2 separate regions of the Mus musculus genome follow, and region 2 is linked to region 1. A link is a loop called in an ENCODE intact Hi-C map of the cell type or tissue named here. Cell type or tissue: heart. All regions are shown on one strand. Links, peaks and the distances in the headings refer to the core of each region. The heading gives the core; the rest is flanking DNA. Region 1 overlaps Col22a1 (collagen, type XXII, alpha 1). Region 2 overlaps Col22a1 (collagen, type XXII, alpha 1).

Region 1 (8,335 bases), core at 51-8,050:
CTTAGGTAACCCTTGTGAAGGGGTCATTTGACCACCAAAGGAATCATGACCCACAGGTTGAGAACGACTGTTAGTGAGGGTGCAGCCATCCATTAAGTTCATGCCAGGAAGTATTTGACATTCTGATGGCCCGGAGTATGGGCTCTAAGTACATACATTCATACTTATATGAGAGTATTACATAAATACTTACATATGAGTAAATGAAAAATGACTAGTTCTGTGTCCATCTAGTCAGACGTGATCAAGTCCAGTACATTTTACTTTCTCAATTTTTATCATCATTATTGTCGTCATCATCATCATCATCACCACCACCATCATCACAATCATCGTCACCATTTGTATTTTCTGCTATCTATTCCTAGAGGAATGCATAGAGACAATGTTTCCCTAACATCCCCTTCTTGGAAGTTGGAATACAATAATATGCAATTGCATTTGCTCTACGTGCTGAGTGAACTTACAAGCCCACACACCGTTGTATTTTAGGTTGTCTTCAAACATCTGTAGTTGCCCCATAGGCATGGTATAATGCCAGCTTTCTGTGAATGCCTGACTAGGGAAATCTGGGAGGGGGTCCTAGGCTGGTATACCATTTTTGTCTTGTTCAGAGAGACTGTGACTTTTTAGCATCAGGGTCAGCCAGTGCAGTCAGGCCTCAGAGCTCACGTTAAATACAAGAGTCTTCATTCATTTAGATAAATGATGCTTTTGTAGCTTAGTTTTCTTTTAGTTTTAGTTTTCTCCTTTATCAACCAAATGAACACAGCTTTGTTCCTGCCTCAGTTTCCTTATCTGCCAAATTGATACGATGGATACAAATCCAGTTAATGGCTGGTTATGGCTGTAAACACCACTAATGCTACTGTTGTTATATATATATTTTTTGAAAAGACCATAAAAATGAAATCAAGTATACCAAACAGTAGGACTCAACCTTCCCATCACAGAAAGGGCACCAGGTAGAATCTGAAGATTGTCTTTGTGAATTCTGTAAAGAGAACTGTCCCACAAAGTACAAAAGGCCTGTCATGGTCCACTGTGGTGGGTTGCTAGCAATCACCCTCGGGCCAGTCCTGGAAGGCATCCGTCTTTAAATGCTTGCTTTTTGGAACCCTGACATATCTTGTCCAAGTGTCCTTTCTAATTTGACTGCTTTTCCTGGAGCAGTAAGCTGGCTATAGGAGAGGTCTTGTGGCCTACAAAGCCCATGGTGTTGATTGCACTGCCCTTTGTCCTTTGCAGACAGTTTTCTGACCCTCATAACGTATTTCAATGTGGTGACCGAATATCTGACATCACTGCCACCTGCCACCAGGTTCTTAGGTGATCTTGGCAGGATGTCTCTCAGGGCCTCAGTCCCCTTGAGGACTGAAGGTGGAGTGTAGGTGTCGTTGAAGGGTTCTCCTCTTCCTTTCTGTGTCTTGGTCAACATCATAATAACAACTGGCCACTCCATATGCCAAATACAGCTTCTCCTCTGCTTGTCACCGCCTTGTGCTACTCTAGATTCCTAACCTATCCGAATACCTTCTCAGGCCTCAGAATGCCTCTGTGGGACTGGAAGGTGATGTGAGCTAAGCTATTCACTGTGCCCAGTCTTTCCAGACCCAGCAGTGGGGTCTGTGTCAGCCCTATCAATCTGGTGCTGGTGACATCCTGGTAAGTGAGCTGCATCCTCCTAGATACGACAGTCCTAGTCACTATGGTCATGTTCTATCAAAGCCTTCCAGCCTACGGAGAGCTGACTGAATTTCAAATTGTAGTTTTGATTTTGAGTTGATCAAGTGGTAACTTATAGTGACCACAAGTAAATTGGCATGTGCAATAAGTATTTATATATAAAACCTATACACACAGAATCTATATATAAATTAGGTTATGTATATAAATACACATCCATATAATTAAATTCATGGGTGCATTTTGCATTTTCCATGTCCCCTAGTTAAATGCTTTCTAGCTGAACTGTTAGCAAATGAGTGGGGACATGAGGTGACACAGTGTCTCAGGGCTTTCCAAGAAATGTGGCTGACTAATTGAATGCTTCTGATTCACACTGCACTTATTGGAAGACTGGAGGCAACAGTGGTCCATGCTATATACCTCCAGTGTCTTACTTGACTGTAAAATGTGCTCATTTTGCTTTTGACCTTTGCATAACCTTGGCTTGGGTTTCTTGAATTCAATCATAAATGCAGGCATAAATTTATACACTAGTTATATAGACACCCAAACAGTTATACTCATGCAGCTATAGGAACATATAGACCCAGTCACGCATGTGACTTGCTAACTAGACAGAGCTTGGGCTGTGGTCTTCTATGTATTAATCACTCATGTCAAATGTGAACTGTCTTTGGAGGTACACTCTGAACAACAGACTCTCTTTTCCAGACAGTGGCTGGCATTTGATCTGCCACCAAAGCTACAGGGCTGGCTTTAGGTTAGAGCACGGTCTGGCAACTCTTATCACCTCTACTCCATCTGTCCTAGTTTCATTCATGTTGTCTTGATGAACTGTCCCAAATAAAAAGCGACTTGGGTGGCAAAGGGTCTGACATCAGCTCAAAATTCCAGGTTAGAATCAATAATTGCTGAGACAACACAGCAGGGAGAAGTTTGAAACAGCTAGTCACATGACACACACAATCAAGAGCAGACAAGAGATCTTATACATACTTGCTCACTTGCTTGCTCCTTTTCTCCTCTCTTATATAGTTCAGGATCCCTGCCTAGGGAATAGTGTTACCCACAGTGGGCTAGTTCTTCCAATATAAATTAACAAAGTAAAGAAAATCCCTCATATAGCATGCATACAGGCCGACCTGATTTAAACAATTCTTTAACTAATATTCTTTTCCCAGGTGGTTCTAGGTTGTGTCAAGTTGACAGTTAAAAATGATCATCCTGTACTTTAGGCATAAGCCATTGTTGTCAATTGTCTGGTGATAAGGCAACCTCTTTGTCTGGTCTCTGCTTATTCTCCTGCCCTGTCTAACACATTATGATAGTCCTTCTCCAGGACACTCTTTTGCCCATCCTCTGTCCTTAATTTTCCTTTGTTGGGCATACTCAAGCCATGGTGTCTGAAATCTTTCCACTTTCAGACCCTTACCTAGACCTCCCCTGAGTCCCTTGTCTCTTTCCTGACTTCATCTCCTTCCCTCCATCCTCTCTTGGTTGAGACATCTTTGGTTCTCTAGCTACCTCTCCAGTCATACTCTTACCCCAGTAACCTACTCATTACAGTTCATCTCTTGTTGGACATAGCTCCCATGGTTGGAGGACTTGTCATGTGACTAATTTATTTCTCAGATCAGTTCCAGGTATATAGCTGACAATAAAGATATAGAATAAAGAAAACAAAGTTTGCTTCTAAATGACTTGCCCTCTCTTAGGTACTGAGGGTTGATAATCACCATCTTGCTGATTGGAATGTGTTATCTGGGTAGTCCTGAGCTCTGCTGGCCCCAGTGTTCTGCTAACTTCTATTTTCAGCCCTGTTCAGGGAACCATAGTCATAGTCTCTGGTGACACCTACTGGTGCTGGGCCAAGGAACATTCCCATGGAAGGAAATGAACCTGTGCCCTGGGCCACCTATAGCTTTGGATGAAGTGTGTTCCTTTCAGACTTCCTTGGATAGTGACATCCCAAAATGAGCCCTACTGTCCCAGAAAGTCTCTTCAGGAGCAGAATGTCATCTTCTACCCAGTTTCTAACCCACTGTCTTTGCCCTCCTGATCAGGGGTCTCTTAGTTGCCTTTAATAGCAAACCCTGCCTTGGATTATGAGGGTCCACCCTCCTTCCTGACTTTGCCACTTGTTCCTCAGTGGTTCTTGTTTCTTGCCTCCTCTGCCAAACAGCATCCTTCAGCCAAAGCCCTTCAGCCTCTGGAGCGCTGCAGTTGCCTGCTGTGCCCGCCCATTTACCAGGTGTTCTCCTTGAATCTCAGTTCAGATGTCACTCCCCTTAGGGCTCCAGTGCCCATCCTGGAAGCATATCCACCACCCTGTCTCCATATAAGCCTATTTCCTCTGTAGTGAGAGTGATACATCTGGACAGTTTCTTGTTTTTGTTGGCCTCTGTGTCTTCCCTTAACATGTAGACACCTGCAGGAGGGAGTCTACAGTTCACTGCAGTCAGGTGCTTGTATTCCTTCCACAAGCTGTAACAGATATGTTGGGCATATGGAAAATATGTTCTTGGCTGAAGGAATGAATAAATGAATGAGTGGGACTCACTAGATGCCAGGTGCCATGCCTGGTACTGCCTATGCGCTGACCACTTGCCCTTTATCTCAGATGGAGGGGAATTCTGACTGTAATCCTTCCTTCTAAGTTTGAACGTAGGCACATAAGGGCTGGGTTATGGCTTATTTAACCTATGGCTCTTTATTCTCAGCCTTGGGGTCAAGTTCTTCCAACTCAACTCTGTTTCGGCTTCTCCTTATGTAGCAAGAGGTATGTGATTGGTGCCGGAGAGGAGAGATGGCTCTGCAGGACCCTACCTTGTCATCCTTTAATCTCGAACTCTAGTCTTCAAATATGGCAGTGTAGGTTTGCCATTATGGAAGGCTCAGCTCTGTCTTCTCCCTTCTCACTACGCCTACTGTTTTCTGAGAGAGGAGCAAATGGTGAGGGATTGTGTGACCACTAAGCATAGCTGTCTGGACTTTCTAGCAGGATTTCTTTTTCTAGTATTACTCTGTCTGCCACATATCCTTATAGCAGACTAGCTCTGAATCTTACATAAATGCTCTCCAGAAGTTTGGCACCATGTCCATACCTCTACAATCCAGAAGTCCTAGGGGGGTATGGATCACCTATCCAGAGAAGCCAGGGCATGTGCACAGGAACTCATATACTTTGGCCTTGTCTTAGACAGGGTTACTATTGCTGTGACAAAACACCATGAACCAGAGAAACTTGGAGAGGAAAGAAAGGGTTTACTTGAGTTACACTTCCACAGCACAGTCCATCACTGAAGGAAGTCAGGACGGGATCCTGGTGGCAGAAGCTGATGCAGAGGTCATGGAGGGATGCTGCTTACTGGCTTGCTCATTATGGCTTGCTCACCATGCTTTCTAATAGAACCCAGGGCCAATAGCCCAGGGATGGCACTACCCACAATGGGCTGGGCCCTCCCAAATCAATTACTAATTAAGAAACTACTTTATAGCCAGATATTTTGGAGGCATTTTCTTAATTGAAGTTCCTCCTTTCAGATGGCTCTAGCTTATGTCATCATAACATAACTAGCCAGCAAAGGCCTGGAAGAAAGATAGCACCAGGAGATATCCAAAATGTCCCAGAATAGGTAGCCATGGTGGAACTGAGCATACAAACAGTTTCAGGTTTCTCTCATGATCAACACTGTGTCCTTTGGATATAATTTCTGACATCCCCCCTCTAACAAGTGGCTCAACTGTAGATTACTGATAATTATGTTTCTCCTGAAGCCCTGTTCAGGGGATTACACGAGAGCACATGTGTGACTGCTGTTGGACAATGGGCTGGTTTTCTCTTATATTCAAAAATACTTTCCAAGGCTATGATCATATGGATAATTGCTTACACTTGACTCCCTGGTCCTGTCTCTACCTCTGCCACTTGGTGGCTTTGTGATTCTGGATAAATTTCTTAATATCCCTGAGCTTTGTTTTCCCCATTGCATAAGCAAATCAATCTTACAAGGGCAGAGTTGGCAGTGATGCCTCTGTAGGTCAGAACTGATCCAAAGCTAGAGGGTATTTCAGAAGGTAGCAGGCCAGGAGGATGCTGTATTGGCAGGCTTTGTAGACATACAAGAGTCCTCTAGAGAGGCTATATTGTGCTGAGGGCCAGATATAGGAGACTTTGTGCTGAATTGCCACCTTCTAGCAGTGTGAGCCTTGGGCAGCTCCTGCCTGCTGCATACCCTTCTTTGTGTATCTGTAAATTAGGGGCATCTACCTCATAAAGCTGTGGTGAGAATGCAATTAAAAATGTTAATTATTTTGACACGCTTTCCAAAGGTGTATGCTGAGCAGCAAATCATCTACATATGTCTTCTGGTCCTGGGGATACTGCTGTCTCCCAGTTGAGTAGTGAAGAAGCCAGAAACAGCCCACACAGCATGCCCAGTATTGATTCTAGACATACGACCACCCTGTTCCTGGGAAGCTATTAGGGACGCAATGCCTATTAATGTTATTTCTAACTTTGTTGTATATGGTACAGTATTTGCTGCCTATGTAAAATAGGAGAGAAGACACAATTCATAGATGACACAGTTGGAGCAAAGGAGGAATCGGGCTGGGAAGTCATCCCTTCCCTCCTCCACCCTTTCTCTTGTCTACTCAGCATATCATCATCTCCCTGTGGTCATCTGCCCCCAAGGGGTGCCTCCCTTAAGGTGATGGATGAGAAGCAAATGCTTTGTATTGTCCTTAGCCAGGCACCAGCTGCATGCCTGGCCTCCATTGTTTCTGCTGATAGCCTTTCCCTCCTGTCCCAGGACCTGTCATCTCCACTATAGGGACATGGATTCAAGGTGGTGTTTAAATACAGGTGCTCGTCCTACCTGATGAGCTCGCCAACTTTCCTTAGATGTTAGTTGTATAATGGGAGCAAATTTTACTTAGAGTGGTGGTGTGGGTTCAGTTCTGGGTCAGGTGACTGGCACACAATGGGCTCACAATGACTGCCAATCTCCTCTTTTCTAAACTGGAAAAAAATCCGGATGAGACCAAAAGGTAAAATGATCGTATGTCCTATGGAGCGATCCATGGATGTGCCAACATAAAGCACAAGAGGTCAGAATCCTTCCCCATCCATGACATGCAAAAATGGGCTCCTTGTCTATACAGTAAATTGAGGGCAAGTAAGTTCAAGTGATTTTTCAGAAAGACTGAAGTAGGTGCCTAGTGTTACTCCTTGGGGCAGTGCCTCTGACTAGCTCTTGGCAGGATGGAGCCTGATCTATATAAAGACATGAGTGTCCCTGTTTTCTCCTCAGAAGCGTGAACATTTGCTCTATACCTAGAGTGCAGTGGATGAATATCAGCATGGAGATGATGAGAAGGTCCCGAGGGAGCAGGGATTTTGCAGTCACCCTTATCTGTAACTAGCTAGGAACTTATTAGGTATATCTTTTGATTCCTTAGCTCTTGTCTCTGCTTTAACTCCAGAACTACTATTCAAGTGGATCCTCAGTGATTATCGGATAAATCCCTGTACATGGGGTAATGAAGGGACTCTTCTCTGTCAGTAGCTCCTCTCCCAGGGGAATAACGCCTTAGTTCCCATAACCCATTACTTCTCCTCTCCGCATTCAGAAACTCAAACTTTCAGAGAGTTCTCTGTCCCAAGTTCTTAGGAAGCTCAGAAATGTGTTTTTGCAAGTTTGGATGCATTCAATTGCAAAGGGAGAAAAACTCAACTATAGTGACATAAGCAATAACAGATTATTCATATTGTGTGTGTATGGTTGAGAATACTGTCATTTCTGTAGCCAAAAGAAGTAAACAGTGGGAATTATGTTGTTGGCTAATAGTGACCGTGATACTCCCAAACCAGGAACTTTGGAGCCTGCGATATGATCACATTAGCTCACGGAAACCATAGTGAACAGGGTACATCAAAAACTGTAGTCTACCAGCCACATTTCCCTCTCAGTTCAAGGGTTGTTTGTTTGGCCTAAAGCAGAGGCCGGGACACAGTGGAGACAGTGGCCACATGTACTGGAACTGAGATTCAGCCACCCACTGTAAGCAAAGACCCCTAACAGTGATTTGAGTATTGTTCTACTAGCTTTGGAACTTGGTCTCTCTCAGGAGGAGTTCTTCTCCAGGTAGGAATGAGTGGGAACACCCCAGCGCATGAGCAGTTGAAGGCAAGGCTGTGGTATATTATATTCTGCTATTCATCCCTGTGTCCTTTGAACAAGGTGGGCATTTAGAATATATCTACAGCTCTGTCCATATTTCAGTTGAACAAATAGTGACTATGGAAACAAATGGGTCATTATAGAAGATGATGGAGATATCTTTCTGCAAAGAACTAGAAGATGGCTGAGCTGGGCTTGGGGTACCATGCCTACCTACCTGAAAGCAAGCCATGCTAGCTACTTTTTGTGTCATTATGGCCTGACATAGGAAGCAATTTTCAGAAGGAAATAGTTATTTTAGTTTGTGATTTCAGAAGGTTTTAGTCCATCATAGGAAGACATGGTGGTATCCCCCAGTTTATGGCAGTAGGAGCCTGTGGCAGAGGCTGTTTATGTCACAGCCTAGGAAACAGAAACAGCAATTTCATTCTGGTATAACCTTTCAGGCCGCCCCCCACTCC
Region 2 (8,335 bases), core at 238-8,237, 79 kb after region 1:
GCTCAGTGGGTAAGAGCACCTGACTGCTCTTCCGAAGGTCCAGAGTTCAAATCCCAGCAACCACATGGTGGCTCACAACCATCTACAACAAGATCTGACTCTCTCTTCTGGAGTGTCTGAAGACAGCTACAGTGTACTTACATATATTAATAAAATAAATCTTTAAAAAAAAAAGACCCCCAAAGCTGGGCCTCCACTCAAGTTCCGGGATGAGCTGGCCAGCACCCCAATGAGAAAACCACACCTGATGCAAACTGCAAGAGGTTTTATTATCAGCTAGCTGAGGACAAAGTCCCTCCAGCGTTGTGCAGGGCAGGGGAGTTCGACCCCAAGCAGTAACAGTAGGGGGCTTTTAACAGCTAGCTGAGGAATTGGGAGGAGTTGGGAGGAGAGTTGGCTACAGCTCCTTTCTGGAGAGGGGGGCGGGAAGAGACCTGTAGCTCCTCTCTATCTCTGTGTCCTTGTAGGTCTTCCTACAATTATCGAATCTCTGGCTGTAAGGCACAGAAGCAAAAAGGCTTTTTGCTAGCTATAGAGAACAAAGAGCTTCTTTCTGGCTGCATTTTTAGAGATCAGGGAAAACAAGCTTGGGGAACATCCAAGGGCTTTACCTTCCAGGGAGAAACGCTCTAAGTCAGGGTCTCACTGTCCTATACAGGAATCCTCTCACAGGGAGCATAAAGAAAATTGAAGTCTTTTGTGAGGGCCGGCCACATTCACATGTTTGTGCAAAGGTGATGTTGCCTGCCACTGGCTGAGGAATCAAGACCCCTGTGTGGGAGAATGCACAACCAGGGGACAGAGCTGGTGTGAGACCTGGGTGGGCTCCTAGGACTGTGTAGAAATTCCCCTAGATGGGCGGTGGGTGGCCATAGTTACACCTCGGGGGTGAACACAAATTGTGAATACCTTTCCCTCAGAATTGTCCCAGCTGCACACTGAATTAACTTGATTGCTCTGTTAATTCATTCAGGCAATTTTCATATGTCTTCAAATTCCGTTCAACTTCATAAGCGTACCACGGTTGCAATTACTGTGGTAGAGATGATTATTTGCAATTTCTTTATTAATAGTAATTAGATTAATTGGCTACTTACATATCATCATTGTAACTACTAATTGCATCCGATCGCTGTTTAGTCACTATATAGGGATTAAATGTTACTTCATTAATAATTAGTAGGCTGATTATTTAACTAATATGGAGAGTAATTACTTTGTTTTCATTAATGGTAATACAAGCAGGCAGGCATTTTGTCAACATTTATATCTATTGGCTAATGTGTTACTTGTTAATAGTCTGATTAATTTAGCTAGATGCTTTCATTAATGATTAAAAGAAAAAAATAGGAGTATGCATATTCTCTCTCTTTCTCTCTGTACACACACACACACAGAGAGAGAGAAAGAGAGAGAGAGAGAGAGAGAGAGAGAATGATGTATAGCCTCTATGCCATATTTGGTGTGATAAAGGTTATGAAGGTGAAATCCTTTTAGGTAGCCTGAGGCCATGTAGAATATTATCCAGGACACCCAGAGCCACAGACCTTTTGTCTTTTTGCTCTGCAGTGGTGTGGAATCGTGCATGTCAGGCAGGTGCCACACCACTGAACCATATCCTCAGCCCCAAGCCTTAAGTTCTCACATGAACCCCAGCCGGCTCGTCGCTTGGTGCAGAGAAGATGAGCTACTTGACAGCAGCATCTTGAGAAGCTGCAGACACTGAAGCATCCTGCATCTCCGTCTCCATCTTCTTTTAGTTCCGTTCCTTCCTTGAGACACTAAAATCTTTATATGTAACGAAGGAATGGTGGAGCATCCTAGTTTTCAAAGGGGTTTCTGTTGTCAGGGACAGTAGCGGGGATGGGGGGCTTCCTTGTCCCCCGAAAACCCACATTTCACTTAGGTATCCATGGAAAAATGAAAGACAAGAGGCTCCATAGAAAGTCTAACCAGAGGCAGGACAGGTGTTCATGAGGAGCTGCTGCCCTTTGTAAGCATTAGTACCAGCAAAGGCCAGCAGAGCAGGTCCCTAGGGCAGGCTAAACGCTGCTTTGCATTAACCCCACAACCCCAAACTGGACTTGCAAGATGCTCTGTGCGACTTGGAATGGATGCCCGAGGCTATGTGACACCTCCTGGTAGCAGTCTCCAGACTCTGTAACAGCTGTTTCCATCTGCGGTTGACTCTTCCTCGACGTGGCTGTTGCAGTGGGTAGCTTTAATTCCTGAGGACATCCCTAGTGCTTGGCTACTTACTGCCTCAAACTTTTGTTAACTCCCTACTGTGTGCACAGCAGAACTGGGTGCTAAATGTTTGGAGTCGGAGATATCAAGGACAGTCTAGATTCTCCTCCAGTGGCAGAATGTGTCTCCAAGAAGGCCATGTGACTGGCATCTTTAGCAGGATGGCCAGACTGGTGTTATGGGTTGGGAGGTACATTGAACCATAGTGTGGTCCATTTTAGCCTGGACCTTCCTCATTTTCAGCTTGGGGTGGAAAAGGCTGCCTCGTTTGATCAGTGTGGGCTCTAACGAGGTAGAGCTGGAAAAGTGGAATGACCCTCCCTGGCAGGTCTTCCAGGTTTCTACCTTCTTTTTTGTGTCTCCTAGGCACACGGTGCCTCCTCTCTGTTATATTTTACATAGTAACAGGGCTAGAGCTAGAGAGAAGGTGGCTGCAGATGGGTTTGGTGGCATTGAATGATCCTGTACTAGAGACATCTGTACCACTGAGCATCCATCACACCAGTCCCTGACCTTAGGCACCTGATCTGAACCTGCTAGCCAGGAGTCTAAACAGGCAGCTCTGGTCTCTGTGTGTATAACCTCCAATTCAGGTGACTCTGATGCAGGTGGACCCTTCAGGATGCATATGCCACTTTTCCACCTGGAGAAGATAGCTGCGTGACCTCTAGCAAGGTCCTTAAACTCTATTGTTTAAGACTGTTTTCTTCACTCTTAGACACTAAAGGTTTCATTTTCACTAGCTGTTCACAGAAGATCATCAACTCTAGACTGCTGTGTGCCAGGGCACCACCACCACCACCACCACCAGCAGGACAAGGAAGTTTATAGAAAGACGGGGAGGGTAAATGAGATCAGAGTAGCAGTGGGCTGGCTGGCAGGCCCGATTTCTGAAAGAAGTGTTTTAGAAAGCACTAAACATTCTAGAGCTATCCGTATGGCCAGGCATGTAAGGAGGGAAGAAAGGGAAATGTCCCCATGGCCACATGAGTACTATCTGTGTATCTGTGTAGAAAAATCCCTGTTAAGCTCCATTGGTGGGTGCTGTGGGGCTGGGTCCTCGAGTGACAGTGAGTGGCCTGGTATGTGCTTTCATGGGGAAGTCGTTCTGGTGATTTCTGCAGATCCCTCAGTATGAAGAGGTGAACAGAGTTTATCACAGGCAGCAGATGGGTACAGTGCTGAGGACGCTGGACAAGGTGGGCAGCCACCCTTGATGGAACCTTTCTCCAGCCCAGCCCTTGTCCAATAAGGAAGATAGGTTGACCTTTACCCAGGGCCTTTCCCAGCTCACTGTAGCCTCTCCAGTTACCCAGACTTAGGGGAAAACATCTCAAACAGGATAGATGCTGCTCCAAAGACACATCAGGTCTAAACGAGCTACGGGGAAACTGAACTCCAGCTGCCACTCAAAGCATTTTGTAAATGCTCTCACTTTGTGTATGAAAGTTTGACTCACACATGCCACCCAGAGGCAGTAAACGGAATAGCTCATGATCGCGACCCTTGTGCCATTCTTTGTTTCTTATCGCCCTCCAGTGGTCATAATCTGTTATTGCTCTCTGAATGCAAATGGTCCCTTCAAGTCACCTTTTGGATGACTTAGGCATTTTTCTGAATATGGCTTCCTGTCTTGGCCCAAGTTAGTTTCTCTTCGAGATGCAGAGGAAACTAGACTGTTTGATTCTTGAGGATCTGAGGGTAAGATAAGAAGAAGACCTTGATCTTGACCTTGATCACAGAGAAGACCCAAGAACCTGGGTGCCATCTCAGAGGAGGGGGCAGGTGAAGAAGAGCAGGAGAATGGGAGAGACACATCCAGAGAAGGGCACATCCAGAGGGAGACATGGGCAAGTACGTGCTTTAGTGCCTTCTATTGCTCCTAGAGTTGTGTGGGGTGGGGAAAGTTGTAAATACTTCTGCAGGAATACGAAACGCCAGGCTGGAAAAGCAAGGACGTACCCACCACCAAAACCCAGAACAGGCGCCCCTGCAGGATGTTCAGCTGCCATGCCCTTGGATGTTCTCAGATGAAAGGCCCTTGGCAGGACTGTCCCGAACCTGCAAATACTCAGAAGGAGCCCCACTCTCCCCCAGAGACCCATTATTGCATAGCGACCACCAGCCCATGGCCCACTATATGTCTCTGCCTTTGGTGGCCTCCACAGGGCATCTGGAAATCTAAGACACATGGCGGATGCATGTCCTAGTTATTCATAAGGTATATTCATAGCTCTCCACACTGGCACATCAAGGCCTGCTCTGTCCTCTTATGAAACAGTTGGCTATTGTACAATGCACAGTGCCTTCCATTCTTCTGGCCTTTATACAGCTGGTTTCTGCCTGCTGTTGTGTGCCTAGCCTGTTGGTCACTTCTGCCCTCTTCACTGTTCAGGTGACTCCTCTAAACCCTTTGCTTCAGGCTTCCAGGTCCACAGCTCACTCCCTACTCATTGCCCGGGTTCCTCTCTATTCCTTTCTTCCCTCCCCACTCCCATGATCATGGAAGCATGGGCTCTGGCTTCCTCTCATATTTACTTACCATTTTTCCCTGCCCTGTGTTAGCGTGGGAACTGAATAATTGGAATTTAACACATATGCATACACTCCTGTAGATGCTACACATAAAATGCACATCCCTATTCCTGGCCAAATTGATCCCAACGGAGTAGGGGAGAGATTTTGATGAACCTAGGAAATCAATGGACTTAGGTCGAGACCCACAGTCTGCTCTGTGATGCTGACACTGGCATCAGCTCTGGAGCGTGATGGGTGGAGACAAGGTGTGCCCTGGGAGAGTCTTGTGAATGGGTGACTACTGTATGCATCTGTGTGTGTGTGTGTGTGTGTGTGTGTGTGTGTGTGTGTGTGTGTACACGTATGTCTGGTCTCCTTAAATGTTCAAAGGATTTAACCATACAGCACGATAGGTCATAAAGCAGGCTCACTCTAGTTTGGTTTCCTGTTTCTGTGATAAAACGCCAACCCCAAAACAGCTTGTAGAGCGAGGAAAGGGTTCATTTGACCTTTGTGTGATAGTCCATCACTGAGTGCAGCCACTGAGGCAGACTCTGAAGGCAGGAGCTGACGCTGAGATCATAGAGCGGCTGACTGGGTTGCTTTTCTCTGGCTTGCTCAGCTATCTTTCGTATATAGCCCAGATCCACCTGGCCAAGGGTGGCGTTGCTCACAGTGGGCCTCCCACATCAGTCAACAGTCAAGGTAATGCCCCTGCATCTGATAGAAGCAATTCTTCAGCTGAGGCTCCCTCTTCCCTGATGACCCTGGTTTGTGCTAAACTGACAAAAACTAACCAGCACACCAGTAGGATATTTATTTGTAATTTTCAACTCTTCCTTTCCATTTGAAATTAGGTGAGGCAGAAGAAACTAGAGTCTTCCTACACTGCCACTCCATCTACTGTTTCTCAAACACTGGTTTGTAACAGACCAGGCAGTGTCTCTGTGTACTTTCGTAACCACCCACTCTCTCTATACAGGGCCCGCCTGGACCACCCGGTGTTCCAGGGCCCCCTGGACCTGGAGGACCCCCGGTAAGACTGGCTTGACTTTCTCTTGAAGGGGAACTTGGGTAGCATTTTCAAGGGAAGGGGTGGCTTTGTCCTGTATCCAGAACAAAGGCGCAGACAGGAAGACTGTGGATGTAGAAGCCTCCATGCTTCGTCACTCTTAAGCTCTTGGGTCTGGCACTTATAAGTGACATATAAATCATCGTAAACACTTGGTATCTTCTTCTGTCATGGTATGGGGGTGCATCAGGTTGGCCTGCTATCCAAGTATGCATAGATTTTTGTGGTCAGTTCTCACAAAACAATACCAAGGCCAGTGTTTGTTTAACAGTCTTCCCTCTCATCCTTTAAAGATCAGCTGGGAAACTGTCCCATAGCAGGTGGTGGGCAGGGTACACCCAGCAGTCTGCAGAGGGAGTATTCGGGCTTGGGTGCACATGGCAGTGGTCTCGGCTGCAGAGCAGACATGCTGCAACCTCACCAACTGTAGATCTGGGGCTATTCTGTGTTTTACAGGGGCTGGCAATGAGAGTGGTAGACACCCTGAGGCATTCTCCTTAGAGCCAGAGGCCTGATCCTATGCCAGGGACGGCATCATGACAAGACTAATCTCAAATAGACTGACAGTTTTTAAACTTCTTCTTTCAGGGTTTACCTGGCGAGCTCGGCTTCCCGGGAAAACCTGGGCCTGCTGGGCATGCGGTGAGTTGTTTCTGCTCTTCTGCTATTTGTCTCTTACTGACCTCCTTTGTCCCATGTCAGGAGTAGCAAGGCATTTGCCCTGGCCCCAGGGCTCTCTCGCAGAGCTAGCAATGCCTTATGAAGCCCCTTCCTTTACAGCAGATCATGAGGCTGGTGCAGGCTGGTTCTCTATTCTCTCCTGCTGTCTCCTGAGACTACCTTCACTAGCCCTGGCCAGCCTTGTTCTTGTTTCTAAAGTAACATTCATGAAGTCCTTCCCACTAAAATGTCAGGGATTACTACAACATCTTTATATTTCCTGGCCTTTTGCCCCACTTATTCATGGAGAAGACCCTGGCATTTCAAGGACTTTCTAGTTTCTTCTAAGCCCCAGGAATCAGCTAGCTTTAATGTCATGAGAATACTACTCAGCTAAAAGGTGGACATGTTACCTTGGCACATTGGTGTAAGCCCCTTTACACACACTAATGGAGTATCCTGGATACAGCCTGCCACCCTGATACCAGGTTCTGATCTGATGTCCCATAATCCCAGGGGCTGCTTTACTCAGGGGGTAATTTACAACAAACTCCTGTGGGAACTGCCAGAGGTCAAGGCCAGGGTACGGATGGAGGCTCTGGATGCTGGAGAGCATGCAGCACACAGCAACTCTTCATCCTATTTGGGTCATGGATCCCTCTGTGGACATAGATAAAAGACTCAGGAGATAGGACCAGAGGTGGATGCCAACCCAGAACTGAAGTTGTGCTGCTCCTCAAAGGGCATCAGCCATAAAGCCAGCGCTATAGTCCATGCTCAGGTGCATGGATGTGAACCTGAAGAGGCACCTGGTTAATGCATAGCTCCCAGGAGACATTCTGCAGGCACAGTCACCAATGGCATCATCACCAATGAGTGTGTGGTGGCAGGGCCATACAGCAGCTTAAACTCACTCATCTCTTCTGATACGGTGCGTTTATTTGAAAGTACGCTCTCATCAATCTGGGCAGGATGGCATTCACTTGTACTTCCAGGGCTGGAGAGGCTGGGGCAGGAGAGTTGCCGTAAGTTCTAAGTTTTCCTGGGCTATGTAGACTCTAATTCAAATACAACAGAAAACAAAGTGTTCAAATGACCCAGAGCACCATGGAGGGGCTGTGGGGAACAGCAGATCTAAATGGCATTATGGTTTTTAATCAAGATGAAGCTGTAGCTCAGCTCTGGCTTTGGACTTTGGTCTTTCCTGGTCACTGTCATGATTTCACTGAAGCAAGTGGCTCCATCTCCTGTGGCCATGATGATCACCAAACTTCAGGGGGGACAAGTTCCAACTCCGGGTGCACAGAGAGATAGGAGTCTTAAATCAGATACAGGAAATTCTCATTCAGAAGAGCAAGCAGGAGCATTAGAAAAAGCTATGAAAAATTTAAGGTAGATATGTAGTACATACTTGTAATTTTAGTATGTAATAGTCTGAAGCAGGAGGATTGCTGTGAGTTCAAGGCTAGGCTGAACTATATAAAGATACCTGGTCAACTAGGGCTACAGAGTAAGACCCTTTTATTAAAGAACAAAAACTAAAAAGTTAACTTACTCTCATGAAGAGATACCAAGAAATAGCCCCTGAGGTTGTCTGTGAGGGAGCCTGTTTTCCACCTGTTCTAATGAGAGAACGTGGCCCTGTGAAATGGGCGTGACAATACATCTTAGGTTTAGTGCAGGGGCTCACAGTTGTAGCCAGAAGGCTCTTCAGGTCCCCATCCACATCTCTGTGACCTCAGAAGCCACTCCATCCTGGGATTCATTGTCTCTTCATCTGCACCTAGCAGCTGGGATAGAATGTCAAGGTTGGGGTAGAGAATGCACCTTGAATTAGAA

Evidence for each region. A loop is a pair of places that touch in the nucleus more often than their neighbours do. Peaks named below come from ENCODE experiments on the same cell type or tissue, not always from the same donor. Only the 100,000 strongest peaks of a DNase experiment are listed, where the experiment ranks them.
Region 2: it touches region 1 in a loop (2.9-fold over the local background); 2 of 42 quality-filtered maps call a loop at or near these places.

What each region holds. Positions count from the first base shown.
Region 1 is chr15:71,992,219-72,000,553 of GRCm38, reverse strand. The region is part of intron 3 of Col22a1 (collagen, type XXII, alpha 1); the gene reads left to right. Among named protein-coding and RNA genes, the nearest start is that of Col22a1, 38 kb to the left of the region's middle. In heart, for the core only: a CTCF peak has its summit at 3,544 (motif pointing left); no DNase peak of the experiment used is centred there.
Region 2 is chr15:71,913,249-71,921,583 of GRCm38, reverse strand. It overlaps Col22a1 (collagen, type XXII, alpha 1), which reads left to right. Exons shown (of 64, transcript NM_027174.1): 24 at 5,747-5,800; 25 at 6,425-6,478. Among named protein-coding and RNA genes, the nearest start is that of Col22a1, 120 kb to the left of the region's middle. In heart, for the core only: no CTCF peak of the experiment used is centred there; a DNase peak (open chromatin) is centred at 3,723; H3K27me3 peaks cover 763 bases.